2 separate regions of the Mus musculus genome follow, and region 2 is linked to region 1. The links are chromatin loops, found by intact Hi-C in ENCODE. Cell type or tissue: heart. All regions are shown on one strand. Links, peaks and the distances in the headings refer to the core of each region. The heading gives the core; the rest is flanking DNA.

What was found. A loop is a pair of places that touch in the nucleus more often than their neighbours do. Peaks named below come from ENCODE experiments on the same cell type or tissue, not always from the same donor. Only the 100,000 strongest peaks of a DNase experiment are listed, where the experiment ranks them.
Region 2: a loop joins it to region 1, with 4 times the contacts of the local background. A loop is called at or near these places in 8 of 42 quality-filtered maps.

What each region holds. Positions count from the first base shown.
Region 1 is chr3:92,760,349-92,768,039 of GRCm38, forward strand. It overlaps Lce1h (late cornified envelope 1H), which reads right to left and starts at 4,717. Exons shown (of 2, transcript NM_026335.2): 1 at 4,663-4,717; 2 at 2,867-3,517. The coding sequence starts at 3,495. The coding sequence ends at 3,073. In heart, for the core only: no CTCF peak of the experiment used is centred there; no DNase peak of the experiment used is centred there.
Region 2 is chr3:92,146,094-92,153,784 of GRCm38, forward strand. No RefSeq gene overlaps it. Among named protein-coding and RNA genes, the nearest start is that of Lelp1, 7.2 kb to the left of the region's middle. In heart, for the core only: a CTCF peak has its summit at 4,738 (motif pointing right); no DNase peak of the experiment used is centred there.

The DNA of each region.
Region 1 (7,691 bases), core at 1,635-6,634:
GAATTCACTGGTGCAGGAGACAATTTTCTGAACAGAAGAGGCCCTAAGATCAACAACTAATAAATGTGATCTCATGAAACTGAAAAGCTTCCGCAAGGTAGAAGACACTGTCATGAGGACAAAATGGGTGCTTACAGATTCAGAAAAGACTTTCAGCAACCCAACATAAAACAGAGGGCTAATATCCAAAATATTAAAACAAATCAAAAAGTTAGACTCCAACAAACGAAGTAAAACAACTAAAAACTGTGGTACAGTGCTAAATAAAGGAATATCTAGAGAGGAATCTCAGAGTCAAGAAGCACTTAGAGAAATGTTCTTGTTATATGTTGGAGCATCTTTTAGGTTCTGTTCAGGAACTTTTTCCCTGTGCCCATGTATTCAAGATTCTTCCCCACTTTCTTTTCTATTAGTTTTAGTATATTTGATATTATGTGGAGGTCCTTGATCTTTAAAAAGGGAGATGAGAATCGATCAGTGTGCATTCTGTTGCATGCTGACTGCTAGTTGAACCAGCACCATTTGTTGAAAATGCTGTATTTTCCCCCAATGGGTTGTTTTAGCTCCTTTGTCAAACATCAAGTGTGGGTTAATTTCTGAGGCTTCAATTCTATTCCATTGATCTTCCTGCCTGTCTCTGTACCAATACCATGCAGTTTTTTGTCATGACTTCTGTTTATTACAATTGAGGTTGAACTGATCATTGGGTCCCCAATGGAGGAGTTAGAGAATGGACTGAAGGACCTTAAAGGGTTTGCAACCCCATAGGAAGAACAACAATATCACCACCCACTGAGTACACGTGGAGGGACCCATGGCTCCAACCATACATGTACAGAGGATGGCCTTGTTGAACATTAATGGAAGAAGAGGTCCTTGGTCCTGTGAAGGCTTGATGCTCCAATGTATGGCAATGTGAAGGCTGGGAAGCAGGAGTGGGTGGGTGGGTAGGGGCACACCCTCATAAAAGCAAGAGGAAGGGAAATAGGATAGGGGATTTCTGGAGTGGAAGTCAGGAAAGGGGATAACATTTGAAATGTAAATAACTAATATACCCAATATTAAAAAGGAGAAATGTTCAAAATCTTTAGTTATATGGGAAGTGCAAATAAAAATGACCCTGAGATTCTGTCCTACAACAATCAGAATGGCTAAGATCAAAATCTCATGCTGTCTAGGTTGTGGAGAAAGGGAAACATTCCTCTTGCTGGTGGGATTGCAAACTTGAACAACTACTCAGGTAATCAATATCATGTTTTCTCAGAAAACTGAAAATAGTTTTACCTAACAACCCAGCAATATCACTCTGGATATATACCCAAAAGATGTTCCACCATACCACAATGACTCCTGCTGCATAATGTTCATAGCAGCTTTATTTGTAATACCTAGAAGTTGGAAACAAGCCAGATGTCCCTCAACTGAAGAATGGGTTCAGAAAATGTGGTTCATTTACACAATGGAATACTATTCGGCTATTAAAAAAATAAAAAAGGACATCATGAATTTTCCAGAAATAAATGGGACTAGAAAATATCATCCTCATTGAGGTAACCAGACCCAAAATTGAGAAGCATGGTATGTACTCACCGGTAAGTGGATATTAACCATAAAGTATTGGATAGCTGTGATACACCCCACAGACCCAAAAAACTTAAAGAGTAAGGAAGACCCAAGTGGGGGTGCTTGAATCTAGCTTAAAAGGGGGGACAAAATAGTCATAGGAGACATAAGGAGTGAGAGATCTAGGTGTTACAGGGAATGAAGAAGGGCATAAGGGGAGACAATCAGGTGAGGGAAGAGACAAGAGAGAGGGCCGGAGGGTAAGAAAAATGAATGGAAATATGTAGCTTCCTGAGGTAGAGGAGGGGATTTGGGAGTCCTGGGGGTGGGTTAGGCTCTCTGGACTCTGCAGGTGACCTTAGCCAAGATGCCTAAAAGTGGGGACATGGACCTCAAATAGCCTGGAAGATCCCAGCATAGACAGTCCAGCCAGGGGTGGCACCCCCCTGGGGATCCATCATGTTTGCAGACATCAAACCCAATACCGGTGCTGTGGTCAAGAGGGTCTTGCTGACAGGAACCTAGTGTGGTGGTTACTGGAGAGTTACACAAGCAACTGACCAACTGCAGATGTGAAGGCTTGGAGCCAACCATCAGACTGAGCTCAGGGACCCTGGTGGGAGAGATGGCAGAAGGTCTAGAGGAGCTGAAGGGGATTGCAACCCCACTGGAAGAACAACATAGACTGGCCTGACCACCCAGTTCTCCCAAAGTTTAGACCACAAGACAAGGAGTGTGCCTGGAGGGATCCATGGCTCCAGATACATATTTAGCAGAGGATGTCCTTGCCTGACAGCAATGTGAGGGGAGGACCTTGGTACAGAGGAGGCTTGATGCCTCAGCACAGGGTAATGCTGGAGCCATGGGGCAGGAGAGGGTGGGGTGGATGGGGGAGCATTCTCCTATTGGCAAAGGAGAGGGCAAGGGATGATGTGACATAGGATATTGGTGGAGGAGTAACCAGGGAGTGGAAAATCTTGGGATGGGGGTTGGTGGAGTGGGTAACTAGGAAGTGGGATATCACTTGAGATGTAAACTATAGGAATGATCAATAATAAATAAATTAATTAATTAATAAAAAATGTGGGGAGGGATTGCTATTTCTACATTTTCACACCAAATTTACTATTACAAAGAGAGAGGAAGTTCATACAGATGCAGTACAGCAGTTAGTATAACATCACAGGAAATACATTCTAAAAGAAAACAATTGCTCAGTCTGTTTGAAGGAAGAGATGACTACCTTATGAGAAGCAGTGTGTGCCAAGAAAAGAAAAAGAAAAACAATGGTCTTGTCAGGAATGGTTGTCAAGGTTTTTTTAATTTATAACAAAGGGTAAAATGGTCATTGTCATTTCATGAGGACAATGCAGAACATTTCCCAGGAGATTTCAGCAACTCAGAGGGCAGAACAAGGAGGGAAGCAGGAGGAGAGGACATCGGGCAATGGATAATCTTCTGAGCATGTGCTCCTCCTGCACCATTTGTTTGAAGTCTTCCTCACCCAGGTCAGCAGCAGCCCCCAGACTGCTGGCTACTGCCACAGCAGCCACTGCTGCCACTGCTGCCACAGCAGCCGCTGCTGCCACCACTGCTGCCACAGCAGCCACTGTTGCCACCACTGCTACAGCACCCAGAGCTGTGACGATGGCGACGAAGAGATCTGTGGGGTCTGTGGTGGCTCAGACAGCAGCCTCCACCCCCAGAACTGCAGCAGCCACCAGAGCTACAGCAGCCCCCAGAGCTGGAGCCACAGCAGCCCCCAGAGCTGGAGCCACAGCAGCCACCAGAACCCAAGCTACAGCAGGAAGACACAGGGGGGCACTTGGGAGGGCATTTAGGGGGGCATTTTGGAGGGCACTTTGGGGTCTGGCACTTGGGAGGGCACTTGGCAGGGGCTTGGCACTGCTGCTGGCTCTGCTGGCAGGACATCTCAGCTGTGAGTGTTCAGGAGCTGTGAGAGAATCATGGATATGTCAGACACCAGGCACTGTGATAACCTGATCAATGCTGGCCCCACAAAAGCCTTAGTGATCATCATAGAAACAAGATTCATAGTCATTTCATTTATACTATAGTCAGAATGAAACATCCTGTTGATCTTGTATTTAAATATCAGAAATCCATGCACATGAAATACAGTTATCTCACTCCAGCAGCACTAAATAAATATCTGCTGAATGTTAGATAGGTGTGCTATACTTAGTCATTTTTTAAAATTTATTTATTTTTCTTAATGTGAGTACTCTGCAGCTGTCTTCAGACACACACCAGAAGACTGCATTGGAACCTATGCCAGATAGCTGTGAGCCACCCTGTGGTTGCTAGGAATTGAACTCGGACCTCTGGAAGCCAGTGCTCTTAACTGCTGATCCTTCTTTCCCACCCTATTCTTAGTCTTTATACATGCAAGTATACATACTGTTTCAGAGATAACTAGTTGTTAAAGGGAGAACAATCATAACCTGAAGGAGATCTTAGTTTAAGGTCAGTATTTCCAAGGACCTTCTAGCACATTTAGCAATAAGCTCAGACTCAGAGAACAATAGGTAAACCCTGTTCAGTCCTTCTAGGAACTGGTGCCCATGATGTGAGATGAGAGGTCAGATGTATCCACATTACCATCTGCTCTAGCTAAGGGTAGAAAGGTCAGTGTCACGCTGGTGGTGTCCTGTTGAGTGAACAGATCCCAGAAACAGGGCTCTTTCTTTGCCAAGCCAAACTGAGACACTGTTGGCTTTCCTTGCTCTATTTCTTCAGTGCCAGGAAGGGGAAACATTTTCATCAGAAACCAAATTACCCTTGGTAACCTGACTAGACGCACAATTATCTATGATATATATCCCATCCTAAGCATTCCTATAAACTGACGGTACATTGTATTTTCCAGTGCCAAAATATACAGAGCTTTTCAGTTTCTCTTAGTATCAATGGTGTGGCTACTTACTGTCACAGACACCATTGCCTCATCCCTCAGATTTCACCATTATTTATCATATATCAATGTGGCCACAAGAGGGACAAATCATTCCAGAGTCAATCCAGCTCTAGTCCAGCTCCACTGTGCAGTCTCTGCCCTTAGCTCCAGTAAACACTTACCAAGATGAAGGGTAGCACAAGATCTGTGGGTATCTCAGTCAGCCAGTGAATGGATGGAAGCAGCCTGTCCATCGGTCCTTTTATTCTGAGCCTGAGCTCTATCCCAGCCTGTGAGACAGTGGCTGGAGATGGGATTCCATGCCTACTGACACCCACATGGTTTTCTAACAGATCATTACAGGATATTCCTCATCAGCTTTCATCTTTGAGGGCAGGCTAGCTGCATCTATCTTAAGGCATGACAGGCATGCAATGAGGAAGTGAATTCATATACCCTTAAACCTGGTATTCCTACAGAGTATCTACATAAGTATCTACCACTCATTTCTTTTTTATTAGATATTTTATTTACATTTCAAATGTTACCCCTTTTCCTAGTGTCCCCTCCAAAAATCCCCTGTCCCTTCCCCCCTCCCCATGCTCAACAACTCAGCCACTCCTGCTTCTTGGCCCTGGCATTCCCCTATACTGGGGCATATAACATTCACAGGACCAAGGGCCTCTCCTCCCACCGAACACTAACTAGGTCATATGCAGCTGGAGCCATGAGTCCCACCATGTGTTTTCTTTGTTTGGTTGTTTAGTCTCAGGGAGCCCGGGGGGTACTGGTTAGTTCATATTGTTGTTCCTACTATGGGGCTACAAACCTATTCAGCTCCCTGGGTACTTTCTCTAGCTCCTGCATTGGGGACTGTGTGTTCTGCCCAATGGATGACTGTGAGCATCCACTTATATATTTGTCAGGCACTGGCAGATCCTCTCAGGAGACAGCTATATCAGGCTCCTGTCAGCAAGCTCTTATTGGCATCCACAATAGTGTCTGGTTTTGGTAGTTGTTTATGGGATATATCCCCAGGTGGAGCAGTCTCTGGAGGCTCATTCCTTTAGTCTCTGCTTCACACTTTGTCTTTGTGACTCCTTCCATGGGTATTTTGTTCCCCCTTCTAAGAAGAATCGAAGTATTCACACTTTGGTCTTCCTTCTTCTTGAGTTTCATGTGTTTTGCAAATTGTATCTTGGATATTCCCAGCTTCTGGCCTAATATCCACTTATCAGTGAGTGCATTTCATGTGTGGAACCACTCATTTCTTCATCATGCTCCTTTTCTGCTGGCTCTTACAGTGATATCTGCAGTAGGTAACCCATGCTAAGCTTAAAAAAAAAAGAAAAAAAAAGAAATGAAATGAAAAAAAAGAAAAAAGAAAAAAAAACAAAATATTGAAATGTTTGCATGTCTCCTTCCATCCAGGTTCTTTCACAGCTGTGCCTATGTGGGTACATTCTAGAAATCAAAAACAGTAAACCCTACATGATGGATCTGGTGAGCACCAAGACATGTTCAGGTATCATTCTGAAAGTCTATTTAGTCAGTATTATTTTCCATTTAAACCATTACCATGAAATATTAAGGATAATATTTATGAAAATATATGAAAAATCAATGAAATTTCAAGACATGGATAAAAATGTCTAACAAAAGAGCATCCTCTTATATGGTTTTCAACTGACATGTGTGCAAATTGCTAAATGTGCAGTGGGTAATATGGTCTTTAAACACATCAATTGAGAGATGCCTTATCAATGGAGAATCTACACTGAAGAGGAACTAAGATTAACTCCTAGCATCTAAGTGAGGCAGCTCAGTACCAATTGTAGCTCTAGATTCATGGCATGTAAAACCCTCTTCTTAACTGAATTTTTACAAATATACACACACAAACACAGATATCTGTACACACTGACCAAATAAAATACAAATACACACAAACAGGCTCAAACATACAATTAAAATATAAAACATTTGCCTCTTACACAGTATTTAAAAGCAGCTGACTCAGGCAGCCACAGCGAGACAGTGCATGGAGACTGGGGACTCATGGATGAATAGGAAGAAGGATAGCAGGCCACCAGGGATACAGGAAATCCATAGAAAGACTAATAGAATCAACTAACCTTTGAGGCTCTGAGAGACTGAACCACCAAGCAAATAACATACAGAGGCTGGTCCTAGGCCTTCCTGCAGATAGTAGCCAATGTCCAGCTTGGTCTCCCTGTGGGTTCTGAACAACTAGAACAGGGGCTATCCTTACTGTATACTGTTCTTTACTGTATGTGAGATATATTCTTCTAACTGTGTCACTTTTTATGGCCTCAGTGGGAGAGGAGGCACCTAGACTTACTTGCAAAGACTTAAGGTGCCAGGGTGGGAGAGATACACAGAAGCCTCCGCCCTCTCAGAAGGGAAGGGTAGGAGGGATGGAGAAAGTATTGTGTGGGGGCTGAAATGGAGTGTCAGTGACCAGGGCATAAAGTAAATAAGTAAAAAAGCATAAATTATAATTTAAAAAAGATGGAGATGTGGAATAAATAATTTGTATGAAAAATTCCCAAGGAAACCCAAAATTGAGCAAACTAATATAACTTAATAATAATGAAGCAGTAGTTATTACCACAGAGAATATGTTTCTTTATTTTTGTGGTTTTCTTTGCCTTTGTCTCAGAAAATTCTTTTATAGTAGACATCTCATGAATTTACATCTAATTCTCCTTTAGGAATATGATACACTAGTCTTTTATTTTTCAATATTGATTGATCTGTAGAAGCCACCACATATGTCTCATGGAAACACAATGTGATTACTGGTAATGTCAGATGGCACATTACTAAGAAGTTAGGAAAAGGGTTAGTATGTTGTGGAAATAATGATGTGGATAACCTATAAAAATACAGGAACAGTCATATGCTATGATGTATTGACAGTCTACTCCCGAGTATGAGACAAAAGAGCTAATGAGCCATATGCACTCCCAAGAAGAAATACAACAAACACATTAGCAAAGACTTGTTCAAGACTGAATGTCATTTAAGAGAAATAAAGACCTTTATGACATTACCCTCTTATGCTAGTTAATCTGAAATATTTTTTCATCTGCTCTCAAATTTGTTCTTAGGTAAATGATGTGATTTTTGGCTCTTTATTTATGATTTTCAATAAAATGTTCATTGCAACTTTAGGTGCCTTAATAAT
Region 2 (7,691 bases), core at 1,833-6,832, 610 kb before region 1:
TTCTTTTTTTTTTTTTTTTTTTTTTTTTTTATAAAACATTGATTCTGAGTACTGAATTCAGGTCCTCCTCATGCTTGTAAAATGGACACTCTACCAGTTGATCTATTTCCCCAGTTCCGTGTCTCCATTTCTATTTGCTTCTCATTTCCGACTTTGCCCTGAAGTGCACCTTTTCAGTTCTATATTTTCCTTGAACCTTTCTCCACGTTATCATTTTCTGTCTTCCAGCTAAATATCTTGGTGATGTTCCCAGCAAGATTCAGTATTTCAATGTTAATCTTAAAACATAATTTCTGGTTTGAGTAAGGACAGTTCATATAAATGTCATTAATAAACAATAGTAATTTAGCGATGAAAGCTAAGATGGCTGGGAGAGATGTCTCAGTAAAAGTGCTTGTTTTACAAAGTATGAAGATGGAAGATTGAATCCTTAGGCTGTTCCCATAACCCCAGAAGAGAGAGGCGGGTAGATCCTGAGATTTTTGTTGACTCAGAAATGGTGAACTTCTGGTTCAGTGAGAGAGCATGCTTCAAGGCAAAAGGGCCAAGGAGGATGAAGGAGGACATTGACATCCTGCTGTCGACTCTGAATTCATGTATATGGGTGTGCATAAGACACTCACCCCCCCCCATGCCCCATAGCATTCCATGGTTCCACTGTGTGTACCAGAAGGCCATGAAGATTACAATAATTGGCAATGATAACTAGGACTACCTTTTAGAGTTTTACAACTAAGTCTTTCTGTTTACATTTTACTTTATTCTTTGAGAATTTCATACATGTATACAATATATTCTGATCATGTTCTCTTGGGATGCTCTTTCCAAGTCCCCCTGGATCCCTCTTCCATGTCCTTCACCCCAACTGACCAAATCTCCTCATCTAGGGGTGGGGCTTATGAACTTCCCCTCATTGTGCGGAGACATCAACTGACTTGATCTTGTACAGGTGTTGTACACAAAGCCATAGCTTATTGAATTAATGAGTGCAACAGCCCTGCTATGTCCTGAAGATGTTATTTTTCTAGTCCTCCCCCTCTTTTCTACTCTTCCTGCACCTCTTCTGTAATATTCACTGAGCCTTGGGAGAAGGAAGTATGATACAGATGTGTTGCGTGTAGCTTTGCTGCCCCACACCCCACACCCCCGGCCCCAATCTTCCTGGAACAGGCCACGCTACCAGCCCCAACTCAGCTTCCCTTGAATCCATGAATAAAAAGCAGAGCTTGTGATGACTCCAAGGAAAAAGTCTCTTCCAGATAGATAGGAATGATATGCCCATAAACTCACAAAGACACATGTGGCAGCATGCACAGGCCCACACACGTTAAAGCCACTTGGAGTCCCAGCACTAAGAGCAAGAAATAGATTGTTCCCTTTAGGGGCCCCCTTCCCTTCTATTGCTTAACTGGAGGGTATTTGTTTGTTTGTTTGGTTGGTTGGTTTTAGATTTTAGATTTATTTATTTGTATACAGCATTCTGCCTGTGTGCATGTCTGCAGGCCAGTAGAGGGCACCCGATTGCACTATAGATGGTTATGTGATACATTGTTGAGAATTGAGCTCAGGACCTCTGGAAAAGCAGACAGTGCTTTTAACCTTTGAACCATGTCTCCAGCCCTGGAATTTTTAACACTAGCAAAGGCTTCGGCTGCTGCTGCTGCTGCTGCTGCTGCTTCTTCTTCTTCTTCTTCTTCTTCTTCTTCTTCTTCTTCTTCTTCTTCTTCTTCTTCTTCTTCTTCTCTCTCTCTCTCTCTCTCTCTCTCTCTCTCTCTCTCTCTCTCTCTCTCTCTCTCTTCTCCCCCTCTCTCCCTCTCCTCTCCCTCTGTCTCCCTCCCCTACAGGCATTTAACAGGTTCTTCTCTAGCTTCTTCTGTTGGATCAGACCACCTCATCCTCACACCCTCAGAGGACCTCTTGGACACGAGTTTAATCAAAGCTATCACCAGTTTTCCTTTCCCCGTGACTCATATGTGACTTGTGGGATCCTCTGTGAGCTGTGTTTGCCTGCACAACAGCTGCGTGTGTCTGTCTTTCTTTCTTCAATTACTGTTAGTGATGTTTTATGCTCATTGTATGGAGGAAGGGGGAAGGAAGGTCTATGATACCTCTGTAGCGCTTGTACTGTATTTATCGTTTGATTTCACTATGATATTTGAGGCTGCTGTGGCTTTTTTTTCCCAGCCCTTTCTCTTCTGTGCCCCATGACCTGGATAGGGTCCTGCTTCTCTAGCCTTGTCTTCTATTCTTTCTGAGATCATCCTTCTCTGAGAAGACTTCCCACTTCCAGTCTCTTTGCCCCTCATACTCTTGCAGTTCATCTCATTCTGTATCTCACTGCAACAAAGCCAAAGAAGTCCCACACATGTACTCTTTCCTCTCTCATCCTCTCAAACTGATTCAACAAAATCAGAATTCTTCTACCTGGTCTTTCCTAACATGTTCTTTATTGTGAGCCCCAAACTCCAAACAATACCTTATCCAATAAAACTGCTGTATCAGTTTTTATTGGTCTAATGCAGCATGCTGGCTCCGTCCATAGCACCTGTGCCCTTAGGATTTTCCAGACATTTCTTAAGTCACAGGCTCTTGACCAGTGTTTGTGAAGTATACATCTACCTTAGTCAGTCCTATTACCTGTTGGACTATGTTTGACCCAGCATCATTGTCATAGATCTCCTTGCCTCCTTACCCCAATTTTATGCTTTGTTATATGGTTATGATGGATTTCTAATAAAATGAATGCTTAATATTACTACAAAACTTGATGATTCAAGCCTTATTAATATGGCCCAAAGATTCAGACTAGTTTTCTACTTTTCTTATCATTCCTGGGATTAGACTACTTGCAGTTCCCAAAATTTACTGGATTGTTTTTTTGGAAACTACACTTTATTTTCTGCCAGACATGTTCAGCTTCTTCCATCCCTAACTTGAAGTTCATAAACAAGTTACCTTAAACATTTATCTGATCCAAGCTGCTAGTTAAAGCAACCAGCCTGATCATTTGGATCTATCATCTATCTATCTATCTATCTATCTATCTATCTATCTATCTATCTATTATCTATATTGTAATAGAGATTAAACCTTGGGCTTCACACAGGGTAGGTCAGTGTTCTACTGCTGAGTTGTACTCCCAGCTCTCTTTTTTGTTTTGTGAGAGGGTATTAAGTTACTTAGGATAGCTTTAAACTTGCTGGGCATAGTGTCCTGGTCTGGACTATAAGGCCTGGTGCACTCTGAGATATTTTTTTTTAATCACCATATTGCAGTTAGAGAATTCTCAATCTATTTCCATCACTTGATGGTCTAGAGAACTAATTCACTTTTTTTTTATCTTTGATTCCCCAGTGCCCAGTGCCTAACCTAGCATGCTACTCTCAATAGTAAAATCATAGCATCAATCAAACATTTAAACAGCTTTGAGTCATTCTCTCTAACTGAAACAGCCTTCCTCTTTGCCCTTTCAACTAAATGGTATCTATTTTTACACCCTCTTTATAGTTTAAAAATCTGTTTTTCATGCAGAATTCCCCTCTCTTCCCCCTCACCTCCTGCTATGGTTAAGAGATGCTTTCTCTAGGCTACCCAGCATACCCTCGCAAAGCATCTCCTTTCTCACACAGAGCCCTTGCTCCAGAGGAGGGACTTTTTTTAGCCTCTTTATTGCCAACTTGGGGCCTCAAATTTGAGATGTTTTAATGATTCTTTGAGGATAGATATGGAAGATGAGATAAGAATTAAATGAATTGTCTAAAGAGTGACAGCTGATTCCAGGTGGGCATGGGTCTTCTCTAAGCGCCAGAAGTTATCATTAAGATATTTGTATCAGGCTAACAACAACAAGGCAAGGCAGCACTCTGAACCTTGGAATCTACAGTCACCATGGATCTGTCTTGGAAAGAGCTTCATCTGCTCCAGAGTCCCAAACAGAAAGGAACTTCCAATGTCTCCCCTACCTAGGAGCTCAATTTTCCTTACCATAAATTTCTACTTCTTACAACAAACACACATTTTCCCATCTACTAAGAGCTCCAAGAACAAGGGAGAAACTGTTACTAGGACCTGAAAGGGAAGCACCTAGGTAAGGGCTATGTGAAGGAGGCTTTGGTGGGTAAATGGAATCATTCTTCAAGGGGGGAGTCCTTCCCTTCCCTGCCATGACTCACAATCTGCCTTAGGCCACTTTCCAAGGTTTTCTGCTAAGCTCATGTTGCTGTGCTCTGTGAGTCCAGCGAAGGGCACAAGCTGACTGCACCATGTCCCTTAAGACAGGGAGCAGACATGGAGGGAAGATTATTCAGTGTATTTGGAATAATTGCTGGAAGCTCAGCACAGAGGAGAAAAGAAAATCTTTGTGTGTGGAAGGAAGATGAGTAACAGGATACGTTTTCCTCACTGTGTTTAGTATTGGAGTATTAGCATCTGGAGATGTGTTTAGATGACTTCAAATGGTTCTTACTATTTTCTGGATTACGTTTACTTCATAAGTCCACCATAAAATTAGAGGAGGCTGAAACATTTACTTTCATTTCTATATTATGTATGTGCATGTCTCTGTGTAGGTAGATGCACATACACGAAGCTGCCTACAGAAACAAGAAGCTTCAGATCCCTCGGAAAAATCTGACGTCATCTTGAGAATCAAATAGGTTTCCTCTGGAAGAGCAGTACACACTCTGAACAGTTGAGCTATCTCTCCAGCCCCAAATGTTGTTTTCTTAATGGCCACCAGATGGCAGCACAGGTTCAGATAATAGCCACTCGCTCTACCTATCAAACAGTAGCTAAGATGTAGAAACAGTTTGTGCTTTCTTCAGTGCTTTCATTTCCGTTTTCAGGTTGTAAACAGTTTTGTTCATTTCTCTCACCTGTTTAATTGTAATGGGAGAGATGAAGTCGGGGGAGGAAGTAGGGAGAGAGTACTTGGAGAAACAACTGGATTGGGAGAGGGCGATTTCCTAGGGAAACCTATGACAATGGAAACTTACAGGAATCTATGATGGTAACCCTAGCTAGCAATGGGGGTTATAAACCAGTCATCTCCTGTACCAGGCAAGACTTCCAGTGGAAGGATTGGGACACCAATACAGCCACAAAACCTTACACTCACACGTTGCCCTGCCTAAAAAATGTGCAGGGGTAAAAAGTGAAGCAGAAGTTATGGGAAGGGCCAACTAATGGCTGGCCAAGCTTGAAACCCATGCCATGGGAAGGAGCCCATCTGGACACTGTAAATGATATTCTACTATACTTGCAAACAGGAGTCTAACATAACTATCATCAGAGAAGCTTCACCCAGCAACTAATGAAAACACATGCAAAGACCCACAGCCAAACATTAAAATGGAGCTTGGAGATGTCTATGGAAGAGGGGGAGGAAGGATTGAAGGAGCCAGAGAGGTCAAGGACACAACAAGAAAACCTACAGAATCAATAAACTGGGCCCATAGAGGCTCATGGAGTGTGAATGGCTAACCAGATAGCATACATATGACCTAGACTTCTATACACATTTAACAGTTGTGCAGCTTGGTTTTATATGGGACTCCTAACAGCAGGAGCAGGGGCTGACTCTGACTATATTGTCTGCCTTTGGATCACTTTCCCTAACTGGGCTGCCTCATCTATCCTCAGTAGAAAAAGATGCTTAGTCTTACTGTAATTTGATATGCCAAGGCTGGTTGATATCCACAGCAGATCACTTCTCTTTTGAAAAAGGAAGAAGTGCGTGGAGGGAGGAGGGGGGCAGCAAGAGGGAGAAACTGGGAAGAGAAGAAGGAGGGAAAGGTGGATCAGGATGTAAATAAAGTAAGTAGATAACAGCAGCAGGAACAACAACAACAACAACAGATCAGGAATCAGCCTAAATGGCTACTGTTAGATGAGTGGATTTGAGAAATGTGATAACTATACACAACAGAATACCATTCAGCCTTTGGAAGAAGAATATTCTGTTATCTCCAAATCTGTGTGGATTTTGGTAAAACATATACTGCATGATCCCATTTATGTAGTCAAATGCACTCAGTGTTCAAATCTCAGAACCTTTAACTGAAATGTAATGGTAACATGTTCAAAAGTTCCAGGGATTAGGGTGGGACATTTTTGGGATGTATTTATTATGCAGCATACCACACAATTAAAAATTAATTACCAATCCTCATCGAAGTAGAATTCTGATGACAACTGTATTTGTTTTGCTTCTAACATTTTGTTTGCTGGATGTAGAAAACACACACACACACACACACACACACACACACACACACACACACACACACTTTCTCTCTTTTTGACCTCTTTTGATTATGCAGACTATTTGTTTTTTCATCTAGACATATTTACAAATTTCTTCATTTAACCTATATCTGCTTACTTTAAAATCTGAGCTATTTCTTCTGGGGGGGGGGGGGCTTGTGTGTGTTAATGAATGACATTTTGAGCTGGTTAAGAGTCAGGATTAAACATCCCTACTCTCTAAGCATTTGCTATCCAGGTTGAGACCATCAGGACAATGCAATGATGCAGAGGGGGATGGGGCTATATAAAGCTCTGGCTCACGTCTGAGGGAATCATGCTGTGACTTAGGCCTTCATTTTCCTTATTTCTAATAATTATCCAATGTGTCAGAGCCCAGGCTGGGTGAGGGGGCTCTAGTATGCCTGAAGGGCTTGCAGAGCCATAGAAAGGTTGCAGCATGCTCTGGGAAGGACTCTAAATTTTGCACTTGTCTCATGTCTCTTTCTCTGAAGAAGTTGGGGGAGGGAGTGTGGGTAGAGGCAGATTCTCTTTGCTGTCTGGTAGGAGACAAGAAGAAAGGATTTGGTGAAATGTTCATCCATCACTAATAAACTGTCTTCAGAGATTGTAAAGCTAGGAAACTAGATCTTTCATGCACTTTAGGTACACATGATGAAAACATTATCTATGTTAACACAGGCATCTTTGACCTCTAGAATCAAGTGAAGTTCATTTACCGTCACTGAACATATACTAGAGACTAGATACCCAGTCCAGGACAGTGTAGGTGGGAGTAGAGGTAGTTACTGATGCTTAGGTTGAGTTGAAATATAACATGAATTTGATCAATTTGGGTAAAGTCTGGGGATGCAGAGGCCATGAAAGAAGCTAAGAAAACATGATCTGCAAGGACGTGGTAGAGGGGATTCTTTATTGTTTTAGGGTTTCCTATGGCTAGACCTTTCCACTTAAGCTACTACAGGCTTTAGTTCTCCAGCAACTTCTATGGATGGATACTTTGTCTTTTCCTTCCCCTTACCAAGGGTCCAGAAGAAAACTTATGCAACCTCTCATAGTTAAGAATGTTAATCTTGTCATCATGTGTGCCTCTATTAGTCTTGTGCTCCTTTTTAAACATATCAGATGGCTCTAATCTTGCCATACCAGAAGTTACCACCTGGTGGTGCTAGAGGTGCCTTTGCTATCAAACAGCTAGTGGAGCTACTTACCTACTACTCTATTTTAGCTTAATTCTATTTATGCTATACAAAGTAAAAACTGTGATTGACAGCTGTTCTTTCTGTGTGTCTAATGTGATCAAAATTTTCTAGTTTGAAATTTTAATGGAAAAACATTAATAGATATAACCCATGAGAATAAAATCTCCAGAAGTCCGCAACAATTGTTTCAGTGTAAAGCATTTCTTAGAGTAAATAGCAGCTGAA